Regions from separate parts of the Mus musculus genome. Here region 2 is linked to region 1. The links are chromatin loops, found by intact Hi-C in ENCODE. Cell type or tissue: heart. All regions are shown on one strand.

Region 1 (8,000 bases):
AGTTTTTGTTAATTGTTGTCATTGGGATGCTGGTTTTTAATTTTGTTGTTTGTGTTCTCAGTAGACTTCACTTTTAAATAATAATGGCTTTGTATTTCTTTCCTCAGTTTTTCTGCTATGCTCAGTCCTCTCTTCAGCCCAAAATAGTGTTTCCTATATTTTCTTTAGGGTTGATTTGTTGGATATAAATTTTTGAAAGGCAGTTTATAATGTGAGAAGGTTTTCTTTTTCCTTTCTCATGGCAGAGAGTTTTGCTGGGTATATTACTATAGGCAGAGAGTTTTGCTGGGTATATTACTATACTGGCTGTCATAATCTCTTAGGGCTTAGAATGCATTGTCCCAGGTTCTTTTGGCTTTCAAAATTTCCATTGGGAAATCAGCTGCCATTCTGATGGGTTTTCCTTTATACATGACTTCTTTTTTCTTGCAGCTTTTGATACACCTTGTTATGTATACTTAATGCTTTAACTATGATACATCATGGGATTTACTTTTCTGGTGGTGTCTATTTGGTGTTCTGTTGGCTTCCTGTATCTGTACGATGTGCTTTTCCTTAGTTTGGGAAAGAGGTCTTCTATGAGCTTGTTGAAGATTTTGATCTATGACACTGACTTGGGATTCTTCAGCTGTAGTTTGAAGATTTGTTTTTTCATGGCATCCTGCATTTCCTATATGTTTCTTTCCCTGTGTTTAATTTTTTCTTTATATTCCTTGCTTATTTCGTCTAGGTCCTCTACTTTATTTTTGAGTCCTGATATTTTATCTTCTGCCTGATTCATTAGACTTAGAAAGTTTTCCTTTGAGTTTTCTGGTTGAGTTATTAAGATTTTCCATCTTTATTTCAGCTTGAGTTCTCATCTTATCATTCTTAAGTCCTGCCTGTGCTTATCACCCCCCTCTGCTTCATATTTGTGTCTTCTTGGGCATCACTCAGGTTCTCATTCTCCCTAGGCTCTTTCTCAATTCCACTGAGCTCTTTCTTCCTTTCTTCTTTAAACTTCTTGAATTCTTTGATGAAGATTATGATTATTTAAAAAAAATTCTGTGTCTTGGCATACATGTAGGTAATTCTCATTGGTAAACATTTCTACAGGACTAGTAGATGCTGGAGAGAGGATGCTACCTTGATGTTTCACATTGTTGGTATTTTTGTAATCAGATTTTGCCAATGACCACCCTTAGCGTGGAGAGGGGATCTGAGAGAAGGGGTGTCTGGGAGCAGTGAAAACAAATGACTCGAAGTCAAACCATGGGTTCAAGCTTGCAGCCTAGGTTCTGCTGAGGTGGCTTTCCAGACTACTTTCTCTCTGTGTGTTCTGCTCTGCTCTAGACGGCTTTTTCTTGCTATTCTCAAAACTTTCTGGTTGAGACAGCTCTCTCTGCTAGTAAAAATTCTAAAAGCTATCTGGATAGCTCATGGATTTTCTGACCAAAGTCAGAAAAGCTGCTGTAAAAAAAAATCATTGGATCTTCCAACCAAGTCAAAAAATTCTTGAAGAGCTGTTTTAAGCTCTCTGCAGATCTCCAGACAGCTCGGCTCTCAACAGAGAAAGTTCTAAAGAAGAGCTGCTATTGCTTTCTGCTAGCTCATTGCATGCAGACCAAAGTCTAGTTTTCTCTTTACATATCACTTCAGTTATTTATTCCAGATTCCCTTTTGATTGCCCTATGATTCAACATCCTGTGAACCCAGCCCCTTAATTCTTAGGATACAGTAAGCACACATTTTCTTTTAACATTGCAAAAGAATTCAGAGAGACCTGCCTGCCTCTGTGAAGCATAGATGCTAAGCTGGTTGGGTGGGACCCTGACCTGAAAGTACCATTTCTACCACACCTGGGCCTAACCTTGCTCTGTCACAGGCTCCTCAAATTCCTGAACTTAGGAATTTGTCTGTTTTTGTAAACATAAACCAAGTAAACTTAAGTTGGGTTTCCTGCATATTTGAGAAATCATACATTTTTGTGTTTAGATTTCTTCCCCAGTCTTGAGGGCTGTCCTGAAGGTCCCAGTGTTTACCATTTTGCTGATTCATTACCCATACCTTTGCCTCCCGGACTCCATGTTATCTAATTATCAAAGAGTCATTAACAGGGAGGATGTTCCTTAAAGGAGGAATGTAAAATATGTACATTATACAAATAAACTTTATACCCACAGCAGCAATCGACACTCTTGGAGGCCTATGTCTGCTGGACCTGTCCCAGGGCAGGAACCATGTCAATATGTCCCCACCAAGGCCATGCTGGACTTGGCAAGATCTGGATACATAGACTTCTTTTGTTAGTTCTAAGTCTAATATGGACAGATCAGGTTGGGGCAGAAGAGATGATATTTGGACAGGTTGAACCAAGAGGTTGGAAATGGCTCGGATGAAATGAAGTTAGGTGGACAGATGACTGGTGTACAGGATGTACCTACTAAGTCCAAGTCTGGGGTGCTGGCGTAGATCTGGATGGGTGGAAGGGTTTGATGTAGCATGGGAAGAGCTTGGGCATAGGAAAATAGGTAAGGCAGGTCCTAGCAGAATTCTAGAGATCAGTTGTGGCATAGATAGTGGAGGTCAAACTAGATCAGAATACTGGCTATGGAGTCTGGGCTACATATAGCTGGTTGGGGAGAAGGCATGGATAGGAGGGTCAGGGAAACTCCCTGTTCTAGACCCTGGAGAAGGAAATGGGAGTTCTAGCCGTGTGGGCAGATTGGATGTAGTCCAGAAGGACTTGGGGGGGGGGTGCTCCAGGGCCTTTGGTGACTTCTGGTTTACTTATTGTTTTCTTCTGTAGAGGAAGTTAGTATCCCCCTCACCAAAGTTGCCCTTCAGGCCCAACACCACCCTGCCTGTCTGTAGGTAGCCACAGATAGCTCCTGAGAGACATCCTATTGTACACTGACCCAGAATGAACAGTTTGAGACAAGGGTGCCAGGAAGTTCAAATCCAAAGAGCTCCCAGGTGGTAGGTAAGGAACTATAGACTATTCTGCAATCTCTGGGTCCACACAAAGTCTTGATGATTAGCCACCCTGAAGGCCACCTTCAGCCCTGCCTGCACTTTGGGCTACTCCCATATCCATGCAAGGGCTCTTCAGCTACCTGGCTTCTGAACTCTCATTCATAAGCTTTGTTAAGTCTGCACATTTCTCTCATTCCTACCTGGGCATCTCTGCTCAGAATCTCTGATTGCCAGGAAACTTGACATTCCAAGCTGAGAAAGCTGCTTGTCCCTTTCTTGTCCCTGGCTACAGTTCTCCAGTCCTTCCACCTCCCCTGGATGTTGCTGAATAAACTGTTGCCTTCATTTCACTTCCCACTGAAACTCCAGACCTTATCCCAAGACTTGGAGGTGTTATATCTCAGGAGCTTCCTGTTGCCTGGCTCCACCTCAGGCATCTCCTTGAAGTCTACAACCCTTTGTAGAAAATAACAGGCTTTTCCAATCAGCACACTGTGGACATTATAATTATTGGCTTTTTCGGTCTGTCTCCCTTACTGCATTATTAACCTGCTAACTCATCACTAGATAAGTTTTGCCTGCAGGAGACAGATAAACATTGGCTAAACACAACGAAGACTGTGTTGGTTTTGATAGAATGTATTTTAGAAGGTTATTTTCTACAATTAAGAAGTTGTGCAACACAGGACACATCAGGGAAGACGAGGGATTAGACTGTGAGGGAGATTCCTGTTGGGTAGAAGGTGACATCAGGATTATCAGAATGCATATGCTGCCACCTTATGGCCTGTCTATGTCATGACAGCTTCGGCAGTCTTTTGGACTCTAATTTTAAAAATTTTACATTTAATTTTTTTAGCCTTAATTAATTTACTTTATTTTTGTTGTATATGCTCCTGTATGTGGTAGCCACAGTTGGAGACTGGGTTCTTTTAAGGGAGTCTCTGTGGTGGATTTTCACAAGATGGTCAATGAATTCCCGATAAGGAGACTTGGTGAACACAGCCTCTGTGCAGAGGTTGGGGGTGGGGGTAGGGTTAAGTTGCTGTAGGTCTTGGAAGATGGCACTGAAGATGGCTTTGGCAAAGTTGCCTAGGGTGGTAGTGAAGCCCCTGGATGATGTGGAACAGTCATCAATACTGGTGTTCAGCAGCAACTTCTTGGGCACAGGAGTAGAGATGATGCCAGTGCCTCTTAGGGAAAGGATGAGATGTGCCATCACAAGCCACAGCTACCGGTCACCTCGAATGGAACAGTGTAGTGTTCGTCAACCCTATTCCCTCAGTAACTTCTCTGCCCTGGGATGATGGCCAAGATGATGGTCCCTCTGATGGCAATGGCTACTTCTTTGGAGGATTTAGCACCAAGACCAAAGTGACCATTGTAGTCTCCAGTTGCAGTCAGAGCCTTGAATCTGGTTGATTGGTCAGCCTGAGTCTGCTCCCACACCAACACGATCTTTAGAACTTCAGCCTTTAGGGATGTGCCCAGGAAAAAGTCAATAATCTCAGATTCCCTGATGGTCAGGAAGAACAGGTGGATCACCTCCCAGGGTCTTGATCTTCATGTCCTTAACCAGGCAGCTCAGTTGGTGATGGAAATCCATTCCTTGCCTTTGGCTTTACCTCCATGAGCCCTGTGTTCTCAAGCATGAACGTGGGTCTCAAGTCTGCTGCTAAATCTGCGGAAGCTGCATAGCCTCCTATTGGCCATTTGGTGTTTTCCCAAAGAAGTGACCACTACAGGCTCTGCACTGCGTCTGGGCAGCATAATAGAGCTGGCTATGGAGGTAGGAATCTGGGTGAGCTAGTCCTGAGGGTGTGACAGGGGAGAGCTGGCCCCTGCCAGTCACCTGCAGTGAGGTGGTGTGGGCATGGGGGTGCTACTCTTCCCCACTCACCCTTTGCCACCTGCGGTAGTTTGGCACCAGGGTCATAAGAGCAGGAGAGCTGGTCCTGCCCCTTACTAGCTACAATGCTTGAGAGCTTCAATTCTCTTGGGCAGCACAGTGCAGGATACGTGGCCCTGCTTCTCATCTGTTGTGAGGTTGTGTGGGTGCGGGGAAGATGCCCTCCTTCTCCCTTACCACCTGAGGCAGTTGGGTAAGCCAGCCCGGAGGATGTGAGAACTGGAGAGCTAGCCCAGCCTCTCAACGGCTGAAACGCTTGGAGAATGAGCCCTGCACCTCGACCAGCAGCACAGTAGAGCTGATTCTGGTGGCTCTCAAGAGCATGAGAGAAAGAGAGCTCACACTGCCCCCTGCTGGCTGCAACATTGGGTGAGTTAGCTGGAGCAGTGCTGAAGAGCTCGCCCTGGTGGTGCAAGTGTGGAAGAGCAGGCAGGCTAACCAACTCAGCTAACAAGCAGGTCCAGATCCAGGGCTTTGAGTTGGCCCACCCCAACATCTACCTCATTTATGAACTGCTGGAGCACGTGAAGGGGCCAGTCCTGCAGAATAAAAGCTGCAGGATCTCCTGACACAGGGAAAATACAGGATATCTGAAAGGAGTCCTTGTGAGGATTCAGTTTTGATAGTGTAGCAAAAGCGAGAGGCGTTGCAATGACATTGCAATGCACATTTGCAAGGAAAGATGTGTGGACAAAGGGAATACCATATGGCATACTACAGCTTCTACCATGAGATGTATTCTATGTTTTGTTTTGTTTATTTTTTAAAATGTTTGTTTTTTATTTTCTCTTCAGGGGGAAGTTGCGAGTGCAGAGGGTGTATACAAAGGAAGAGGGAGATGAGTGGGATTGGGGCGCATGATTTGAAACTCAAGAAATATCAGTAAAAAGTTAAAAAAGGAAGTGAGTCCTTTTTAAAAATTCAAGGTAGGAGAAGTTTGAGGATAATTCTTTTTACAACTTAATATTTTATTTAGTATTCAAGTGTGCACAGGTGTTTCCATCAAATGCGCCCCTTATTCCTTCCCTTCCAGTTACTCCCCTGTCCAGTCCCTGAGTTTTTTTCTCCAAATTTCATTTCTTTTAGTTTTCCTTTTTTTTAAATTAAAATTTATTTTTTATTCGTTATTTTATTTATTTACATTTCAAACGTTATCCCCCTTCCCGGTTTCCCCTCTGCAAACTCCTATCCCCCTCCCCTCCCTCCTGCGCCTATGAGGGAGCTCCCCTCTCCCAACCACTCCCACCTCAGCTCACTGGCATTCCCCTACGCAGGGGCATTGAGCTCCACAGGACCAAGGGCCTCCCCTCCCATTGATGCCAGATAAGTCAATCCTGTTACACACGCAGCTGGAGCCATGGGTCCCTCCATGTGTACTCTTTAGTTGTGGTTTAGTCCCTGGGAGCGCTGGGGGATATAGTTGATTGATATTGTTGTTCTTCCTATGGGGTTGCAAACCCCTTCAACTCCTTCAGTCCTTCCCCTAATTCCTCCATTGGGGTCCTTGTGCTCAGTCCGATGGTTGGCTGCAAGCATCTGCATCTATATTGGTCAGGCTCTGGCAGAGCCTCTCAGGGGACAGATATACCAAGCTCCTGTCAGCAAGCATTTCTTAGTATCAGCAATAGTGTTTGGGTTTGGTGTCTGCAGATGGGATGGATACCTAGGTGGGGCAGTCTCTGCTCCACTCTTTGTCCCTGCATTTCCTTCAGACCGGAGCAATTCTGGGTTAAAATTTTTGAAATGGGTGGATGACCCCATCCTTCAATGAGGGCCATGCCTAACCACTGGATATGGTCTCTACAGGTTCTACCTCCCCTTTGTTGGGTATTTTAGCTAATGTCATCCACTTTGGGTCCTGGGAATGTCTTGCTTCCTTGGAATCTGGGGCTTTCTCATGGCTAACCCCAGTTCCCCATCCCCCATTGCTACATACCTCCATTCAATTTCCTGACCTTCTGTACCTCTCCCCTCTCCCCCATGCCCAGGAGTGGTATAGCTGGGTCCTCAGGTAGTACTATGTCCAATTTTTTGAGTAACCACCAGACTGATTTCCAGAGTGGTTGTACCAGCTTGAAATCCTACCAGCAATGGAGGAGTGTTCCTCTTTCTCCACATCCTCACCAGCATGTGCTGTCACCTGAGATTTTGATCTTAGCCATTCTGATTGGTGTGAGGTGGAATCTTAGGGTTGTTTTGATTTGCATTTCCCTGTGACTAAGGATGTTGAACATTTCTTTAGGTGCTTCTCAGCCATGTGAGATTCCTCAATTGAGAATATTTTTGTTTAGCTCTGTACCCCAATTTTAATAGGGTTATTTGATTCTTCAGAATCTAACTTCTTGAGTTCTTCTATATATTGGATGTTAGCCCTCTATTAGATGTAGGGTCGGTAAACATCTTTTCCCAATCTGTAGGTTGCCATTTTGTCCTGTTGACAGTGTTCTTTGCCTTACAGAAGCTTTTCACTTTTATGAGATCTCATTTGTCAATAGTTGATCTTAGATCCTGAGCCATTGGTATTGTTTAGGAAAATTTCCCCTGTGCCAAGGTGTTCGAAGCTCTTCCCTACTTTCTCTTCTGCTAGATTCAATGTATCTGGTTTTATAAGGAGGTCTTTCATCCTCTTGGACTTGACCTTTGTCTCTTATCTTTGGAGACAATAATGGATCAATTTGCATTCTTCTACATGCCGACTGACACTTGAACCAGCACCAGTTGTTGAAAATGCTGTCTTTTTTTCCCCACTGGATAGTTTTGCCTTCTTTGCCAAAGATCAGGTGTGTGGGTTTAATCCTGGGTCTTCAATTATATTTTCTGTACCAATACCCCCCCCCCCCTTTTTTTTTTTTTTTTAAAATCACTACTGCTCTGTAGTACAGCTTGAGGCCAGGGATAGTGATTCTCCCAAACATTCTCTTATTGTTGAGAATAGTTTATGCTATTCTGAGTTTTTTGTTATTCAAGATGAATTTGAGAATTGCTCTTTCTATCTCTAAGTTGGAATTTTGGGGATTGCATTGAATCTGTAGAATGCTTTTGGTAAGATGGCCATTTTTACTATGTTAATCCTGCTGATCTATGAACATGAGAGATCTTTCCATCTTCTGAGGTCTTCTTTGATTTCTTTCTTCAG
Region 2 (8,000 bases), 220 kb before region 1:
TCCAGGGGCACTATGCTGTAATGAACAACCCCACCAGACAGCCTTTGGCCCTGAATGTGGCTTACAGGTATAACACACTTCTCTGGGTTTCGGTTCTAAGCTGTTTTGTTTGCTTTCTAAGTGTCTTTGTGTTTCAGGCGCTGCTTGCAGATTCTGGCTGCAGGACTGTTCTTGCCTGGGTCAGTGGGCATCACTGACCCGTGTGAGAGTGGCAACTTCAGGGTACACACAGTTATGACCCTAGAACAACAGGTATTAAGACAACCACGAAATGAGTGGGGTTCTGGCCAGAAGGCCAAGGACCAGGGGACCTGTTTCACACGGATGTTAGTCATGTATAGTCTATTTATTTTGGCTCATTTCCCTCTCCTTGTTCTTCAGGATATGGTCTGCTACACAGCTCAGACTCTGGTTCGAATTCTCTCCCATGGAGGCTTTAGGAAGATCCTTGGCCAGGAGGGGGATGCCAGCTGTAAGTTATCTCTGTGGTGTGGTTCAGGGGTTCTGAACTATAGAGAAGCCGTATCTAAAGGTGGTCTAATATTAATGAATATAGCTTATCTTGTTTACTGGGATATTTGTATGAAGTGGGTTTTATCCCTGTTTCTTCTAGATCTTGCTTCTGAAATATCTACCTGGGATGGAGTGATTGTGACACCCTCAGAAAAGGCTTATGAGAAGCCACCTGAGAAGAAGGAGGGGGAGGAAGAGGAGGAGAACACAGAAGAACCACCTCAAGGAGAAGAAGAAGAAAGCATGGAGACTCAGGAGTGACCTTCCCTTTACTGTTTCTCCCCAAGGGAAGAGAGGCTAAGCCAGCCACCATGGGGCTTTAGATGGCGGCATTTCTGTGGCATAGGGAGACAGCAGGAAGGGAAACAAACTGAAAAGAAAAAAACGCTACTGTTTCGATAGTGGCCAAGCAGCTAGAAGTCTCCCATTTGTGACTGCGTATGCCCTCTGTCCGTCTGTGAGGAAGCAGAATGCCACACATTCCCAATATTTAAACCTAACCACTCCCAACCAAGTACTTTGTGTTGAAATGCTGTAAACGGTCATTGAGTATCTGGGAATTTTTTTTTTTTTTTCTAAGAAAAATGATTAAAGTACTTCCTACTAGGGCTTTTGGTTTTATTTTTCTTCAATATGTAGCAACTACATTTGGCTTCTATAACCTCAGTAGAATTCAAGTTGAGTCTTTTATTATAAACATTGAGATTGCTGTTTTAAATTATATAAATTGAAAGTAATAGATTCCTAGGATACCATTGTGATGGCTAATTTCTTCAGCTTGGCCTAAAATAACCTGAAATTTCTGCAAAGGATTAACCCTAAATGTGGGGTGAAAGCATCTTATGAGCTCAGTGCATGGACAGAATAAAGGGATAAATGGCAGAGTCCAGCATTCCCTTCTCTTGGAAGCTTGATCACCTCACATTCTCATGTCTCAAAATAGGCCCCAAAATATGCATCAGTGTGACCATGTCCTGAACCCTTTGAAACCATAATAAAATAAATTTTTTTGTTAAAATAACCAGTACAAGCATTTATTTAATAATGTTGAGCAATACTTAATATTAACATAGTCAAGCCAGGGTGGCCAAGAGGATAAATTATTTACCTTGACTTTACCTAAGTCCTCAGTTGTAAACAAAGTGGAGTTACAGGTAAAGGAAACTGCCCAGCCCCAGTAATAGGAGTAACAGGATGGTTAACACTGGCTGGCTAAGCCTGGAAAGGATGGCGCTTAAATATGTAACTTTTAAATTTTATTTTATGAGGATGGTTGTTTTGCCTGCATATATATCTGCATCATATGTGTGTGTGTGCTGGGCCAAAAGGCCAGACAAGGGCATTGGGTTCCCCTGGAGCTGGAGTTAGAGGCTGCTGTGAGTCACCATGTGGGCGCTAAGCACTGGACGCCATCTGGAAGAATCACCAGTGTTCTTAACCATTGAGCCATCCCTCTAGCCCTTAAAATATGTAGTCTAAACAAAAAAAAAAATCGCAAAAGCTTAGGACTCTTAGCTGTCAAGGCTCTGCCTTGACCTTGGATCCTCGCTATCTGGCATGCTCTCCTTGGGTAGCAATGAAGGCAACAGTTGCGAAACTTGTTAATAGGAGTTAACCTAAACATTATAGAGTGTAAGATGATCCTGGAAAGGTTATTACCTTCTGAGAGGAACTGTGGTGAAGCAGAGGGGGAGAAATAGGAGTATACTTTCTCACTAAATCTGGTGTTTTCTCAATTTTCTACCACACGATGCCTAATTTACTTAGTATTCTTTGGGGGAAATATATAGAGGCTTGAGCCCGGCACTCTGACACATGCCTATTATAATCCCAGCATTCAGGAGGCTAAGGCAAGAGGACATGTTTGAGGCCAGCCGGGACTACATACTGAGATCTTGTCTCAAGATTAACAAAACCCAAAAGGTAGAGGCTCTTTCTTGGATGGACAAGCTGTGATGGAGGTTCTTTAGGAAATAGTCCTGCCGTACGCATGTTTCTTGAGGCGGCTACATGAATGAGTACATAGTGCAAAAAAAATCAAAGGTCTACAGAGACTTTCCTGGAATCTTCTCGTGTCTACCAGACAAAGCCGTTGGAGAATTGTACTTGTATACTCAGGTCACGGGCCCGTGCTTATTTGCTTGGAGAACCAGGAGGGTAAACTCCTGAATCCAGCATAGCTCTCCTGCGAGCTGTTTCCTTGGCCACGCTGTGGTTTAACCGCCTTAGTCGTTCCTGTAAGACAGGAAGATGGGGAATCTAATGACTGCTGTAAAAGGTTTTAACTGAGTCCCCTCTGCCCCTGTCCCCAGACTGTTTTTTCTCTGTGTAGCCCTGGAACTTGCTCTGTAGACCAGGATGGCCTCAAACTCAGAAATTTGCCTGCTTATATGTCCAGCTGGCTTTGGCTCTTTTCAAGCCAGCCCTTTACGTTAAAATGGACTTGTAAATGACAGCCACTAGAAGTTAAGAATTAGAAGTTAAGAATTGGCACTTGTCTAGTTTGAGGCCTAGTAATGGGGTGAGGGGAATATGGGCCTTTATTATCAGATTAGTTAACACCACTCTTTTCCCCCATAGTTGCTTCACAGTGTTGAAGACATAAAGCAGGATAAACAAGAAGAAATTTTTTTGAAAGAGGGTCATGCTATGTAGCCCTAGCTGATTTGATAGTCCAGGCTCTGCTCAAAGTTCAAGCCATCCTTCTTGCCTTAGCCTACCAAATGCTGAAACTACAGCATGTACCACCATGCACTGCTGGGATTATTATTATTATTACTATTTTATTATTTTACCTGTGCATTCTGTAAAATATTGTTGACCAAGACAACTCGTCGCCTGGCATTAAGCAGCTTCTTAACATAGGGGTCCAGATCCAGGGCCACTTTCTGATCCTCATTGATCCGGCACAGTTCTGGGAAGAGGAAATGGGCAACCAACATCTAATGGCTCATTTTTTGTTCTTAGGGAATGGAAGAGAGGAATGGGATGAAAAATACTCTTGCAGTCTTGTGTGGGCCACAGACACCTTCCCTTCTTCCATTCTGTCCTAAAATATCCCCAGAAATTGGAGTCCTTGGGTAGTTCTGATATTGAGAAGCAAGTGACAGAAACTTAGCCTAAAACCTGGGGAAACAAAGTTCCCGAAAGTGAGATCAGGGATTCTAGGTATCCTGGCTGCTCACTCACCTGTAGCTAGGTTGTCAATTTGTTCCCGGAGCTCTACTTGGCTTTCTCTGCAAAGTGGTACAAAAGTCTACAACGGTCAGTGACTGGGACGCGGGAAACGAATTCTACTTATTCCCCAAATACTGAGACAAGCCAACCTCAACTTCAAGGCCTCACCCAGGCCCTTCCGCCTATTTACCCAGTCTCAACATCAGTGTCTCAAGAATGTATCTAGTATTTCTTCGGGGCCCCGCCCCTACAAAGCCAGTTCCCTAGGCCCCGCCCCCAGCAACCCGGTCCTGCACCTGACCGCGTGCACGTGAGAGTCGAGCTGCTGCACCGCGGGTCGCAGGAACTCCAGGAGCCCCTCGGCAAAGAGGTCGCGGCCTGTGGGCCCCGCCACTGGGGTCCCGGCCCCTGACACAGCAGCGGAACCAGCCGCGGCCATCGCGAACTGCCCTGACGCCCTCAGCCTGCCGCGAGGGTCGCCGGGAACTCCAGACCGCCGCTGTGCACCGCGAGAGGGCGCTTAGATATACAGCCCAGACGGCAGTGGGATAGCTGGGAAATGGAGTCCTCAGTGAGCCCCGGCAAGCGGGCCGGGACCAGAGCCTCTTCTTCCATGGGCCTGTAGGGGGCGGATCTAGACTTCTGGAGATAGATTGCCCTGTAACTATGTAAACCAGGCTGATCTTTTCTTTCTTTCTTTCTTTCTTTCTTTCTTTCTTTCTTTCTTTCTTTCTTTCTTTCTTTCTTTCTTTCTTTCTTTCTTTCTTTCTTTCTTTTCTTTCTTCCTTCCTTCCTTCCTTCCTTCCTTTCTTTCTTTCCTTTCTCTCTCTCTTTCCTCCTCCTCCTCCTCTTCTACTTCTTCTTCCTCTTCTTCCTCTTCCTTCTTTCCTTTTTAAAAAAGATTTATCATATGTAAGTACATTGTAGCTGTCTTCAGACTCGCCAGAAGAGGGCATCAGATCTCATTACAGCTGGTTGTGAGCCACCATGTGGTTGTTGGGATTTGAAGGTTGCTGTGTTTTGAACTCAGGAGCAGTTAGTACTCCTAACCGCTGAGCCATCTAAGTGCTATTGTCCATAGCCTTCTCCATGGGAATTGATGAGAAAGCCATGTAATATTCATGTTAAGGGTTCTTTCTTTTCTCTCTCTTCCTCTCTCCCACTCCCTCTTTTTTTTTTTTTTTTTTTTTTTTTGCCCTCTCCCCATCTATCTCCCTCTCCCTCTTTCTTGCAGACAGGATTTCTTTGTGTGGCCCTGGCTGTCCTGGAACTCACTCTGGCTGCCCTTGAACTCCAGTGCTGGGATTAAAGGTGTATCCCACCACTGCCCTCGAGTTTTATTTCTAAAGATTTGCTATTTTTGTTAGAGAAAGTCCTGCCGTGTTACCAAGGCTAGCCTTGAGCTCACAAGCTCTGTTTTTTTTTTTCCATTTTTTATTAGGTATTTAGCTCATTTACATTTCCAATGCTATACCAAAAGTCCCCCATAGCCACCCACCCCCACTCCCCTACCCACCCACTCCCCCTTTTTGGCCCTGGCGTTCCCCTGTACTGGGGCATATAAAGTTTGTTTGTCCAATGGGCCTCTCTTTCCAGTGATGGCCGACTAGGCCATCTTTTGATACATATGCAGCTAGAGTCAAGAGCTCCGGGGTACTGGTTAGTTCATAATGTTGTTCCACCTATAGGGTTGCAGATCCCTTTAGCTCCTTGGCTACTTTCTCTAGCTCCTCCATTGGGAGCCCTGTGATCTATCCATTAGCTGACTGTGAGCATCCACTTCTGTGTTTGCTAGGCCCCGGCATAGTCTCACAAGAGACAGCTACATCTGGGTCCTTTCGATAAAATCTTGCTAGTGTATGCAATGGTGTCAGCGTTTGGATGCTGATTATGGGGTGGATCCCTGGATATGGCAGTCTCTACATGGTCCAACCTTTCATCTCAGCTCCAAACTTTGTCTCTGTAACTCCTTCCATGGGTGTTTTGTTCCCAATTCTAAGGAGGGGCATAGTGTACAAGCTCTGTTTTAAGTCTTTCAAGTGCTGGAGTTACAGGTCTGTGCCACCATGACAGGATTTAAAGTTAAGGGTTTTTTGTTTTGCTGAAATTTTTGAGGGGGGCTTGAAACCAGGGCCTTGTGATTGCTAGACAAATGTTCTGCTGAGCTATAGTCCTACTGTACCTTCCCTCTACCCCCACCTCACTTTTTGAGATAAGGTTTCACTAAATTGCCAGATTGGACTTGAATTTGCTTTGTAGTACACACAGGCCTTGACTATGTATGTGATCCTCCTGCCTCAGGTTCAGGCTTATACCAGCTTTAGCTTCTAAAGTTGTTTTTGATTTGTTTTTCAGTTTTATTTTGTGTGTGTTCATGTGTGTGTGGAAACCTTTGCCATGGCATATGGGTAGAGGTCAGAGAACAATTTGTGAGAGGTCAATTCTCTCCTTCCATCATGTGGGTCCCCAGCATTGAACCTTCAGGTTTGGCAGTAGGCCCCTTAACTTTCAGAGCCATTTTGCTGGCTCTACCTTTTTGCTTTGTTTTGTTTTTTGGTGTGTATATGCAGGTGTGAGGAAAGGTATGTACATATTAGGTTCCTAGGGAGATCAGAGGAGTTGGTTACAGGCAGTTGTAAGCTGCTGACAAGGGTACATGGAACCAAACCAGGTCTCTGAAAAAGCATCATGTCCTAAGCCATTGCTTCAGCTCTCTGACAGATTGCTGTAAAAATCACTACTTGAAAACTAGGTGCAGGTGTGTGTGTGCCTGCGTGTGAGAGTGCTCAGAGACAAAAAATCCCCTGGGGCTTTGAAGACAGGAGTGTTGGATTCCCTAGAGCTGGAGTTAACAGGAGCTTCCTGATATGGGAACCCATCTGGAGACCTCTGCAAGAGCAGTAAGTACTCTTAAATCACTGAACCATCTCTTTAGCTTTTTCTCACCCAAGAATATTCTTAATGGCATCAAATATGCACAAAATTGTATATGCCTTAAAGATAAATGGATTTAAGAGTGAAACCCAGATATAGACTAGGACAGGGATGGCTAGGGTACTGGTTAGTTCATAATGTTGTTCCACCTATAGGGTTGCAGATCCCTTTAGCTCCTTGGGTACTTTCTCTAGCTCCTCCATTGGGGGCCCTGTGTTCCATCCAATAGCCGACTGTGAGCATCCACTTATGTGTTTGCCAGGCACTGGCATAGCCTCACAAGAGACAGCTATATAAGGGTCCTTTCAGCAAAATCTTGCTGGCGTATGCAATGGTGTCAGTGTTTAGAGGCTGATTATGGGATGGAAGGATGTTTTTGCTACACAAAATAACCCAGCCTCCAAAGAACAAATATATGGTTTCATTTATATGAATGGTCAAATTCATGGAGATAAAAATGCAGGACAGGGCTGAAGTTGTGGCTGTGTGAGGACACTTGCACAGCATGCCTGAGGCTCCAGGTTACCTGATTCTCAGCACTGGCAAACACCAAAAGCAGGACTGGATTGGGAGGAGTGGAGAATACAATTGCATAGTGGGTAAGAGTCCCGGCCTGGGAAGGTACATGATCATGCATTTGCTGCTACTGAACTGTATACCTAGATACAAGAGGTAAACTGTCTTATGCACTTTTATTATATCCTGTTTTTGAGGCAGGGTCTGTGAAGCCTGGGCTGGCCTGGAACTCAAGAGAGATGAAGCACACAGAGGGAAAGCAGATATTCAGAGCTGCCACAGCCACTGGAGATTCAAAGTCCTATTGTATCACCAGTCCGAGGTCCAGATATTGTTGAAAAGGGCATTGATCAAGTTCACTGAATAGCAGAGAAATCGCTGTGCTCCTGTTTGTTGACTGTGCTAGAGGTCTTGCTAAAGCAGTTTATGGCAGGTGGCCCACTCAGTATGCTGCTATAAAACAGCTTGGACACTGGATGACACTGCCAGTTCTGCATCCCGGAATCTTAAACATGGAGAAGCCACCAGAGCCAGAAAGCAGCACTGTCTCCTGAAAGTTTCTCCAGCCTTTTCTGTCAGATGGCAAAGGAAACATTTCAAGAGCCCCAGCTCTATTTTTACTGAGTAGACAAAAAGGGTTAATATAGCATTGTGAGGGTATCCTTCATTTGAGACAAGGTTTCATTGTTCGCCCCTGGCTGTCTTGGAACTTTCTTTGTAGACCTAGTGGGCCTTGACCTCATAGTGGTGCACTTGAGGCCTGCAGGTAACATCTGGACTATTTAGTTTTCTTAGAGAAAAATGTATCAAAATGTTTAAAAAGTATGAAAAGGGGCAGGGCATGGTGGCTCACACCTTTA

Evidence for each region. Peaks named below come from ENCODE experiments on the same cell type or tissue, not always from the same donor. Only the 100,000 strongest peaks of a DNase experiment are listed, where the experiment ranks them.
Region 2: it touches region 1 in a loop (6-fold over the local background); 11 of 42 quality-filtered maps call a loop at or near these places.

The regions. Positions count from the first base shown.
Region 1 is chr3:90,705,025-90,713,024 of GRCm38, forward strand. No RefSeq gene overlaps it. Among named protein-coding and RNA genes, the nearest start is that of S100a9, 13 kb to the left of the region's middle. In heart, a CTCF peak has its summit at 3,746 (motif pointing left); a DNase peak (open chromatin) is centred at 5,227.
Region 2 is chr3:90,486,846-90,494,845 of GRCm38, forward strand. It overlaps Ilf2 (interleukin enhancer binding factor 2), which reads left to right. Exons shown (of 14, transcript NM_026374.3): 11 at 6-67; 12 at 138-252; 13 at 382-472; 14 at 614-1,534. The coding sequence ends at 774. It overlaps Snapin (SNAP-associated protein), which reads right to left and starts at 4,168. Exons shown (of 4, transcript NM_133854.3): 1 at 3,987-4,168; 2 at 3,703-3,749; 3 at 3,309-3,427; 4 at 1,181-2,748. The coding sequence starts at 4,129. The coding sequence ends at 2,647. In heart, CTCF peaks have their summits at 4,285 (motif pointing right) and 4,640 (motif pointing right); DNase peaks (open chromatin) are centred at 4,196 and 4,656; H3K4me3 peaks cover 1,165 bases; H3K27ac peaks cover 878 bases.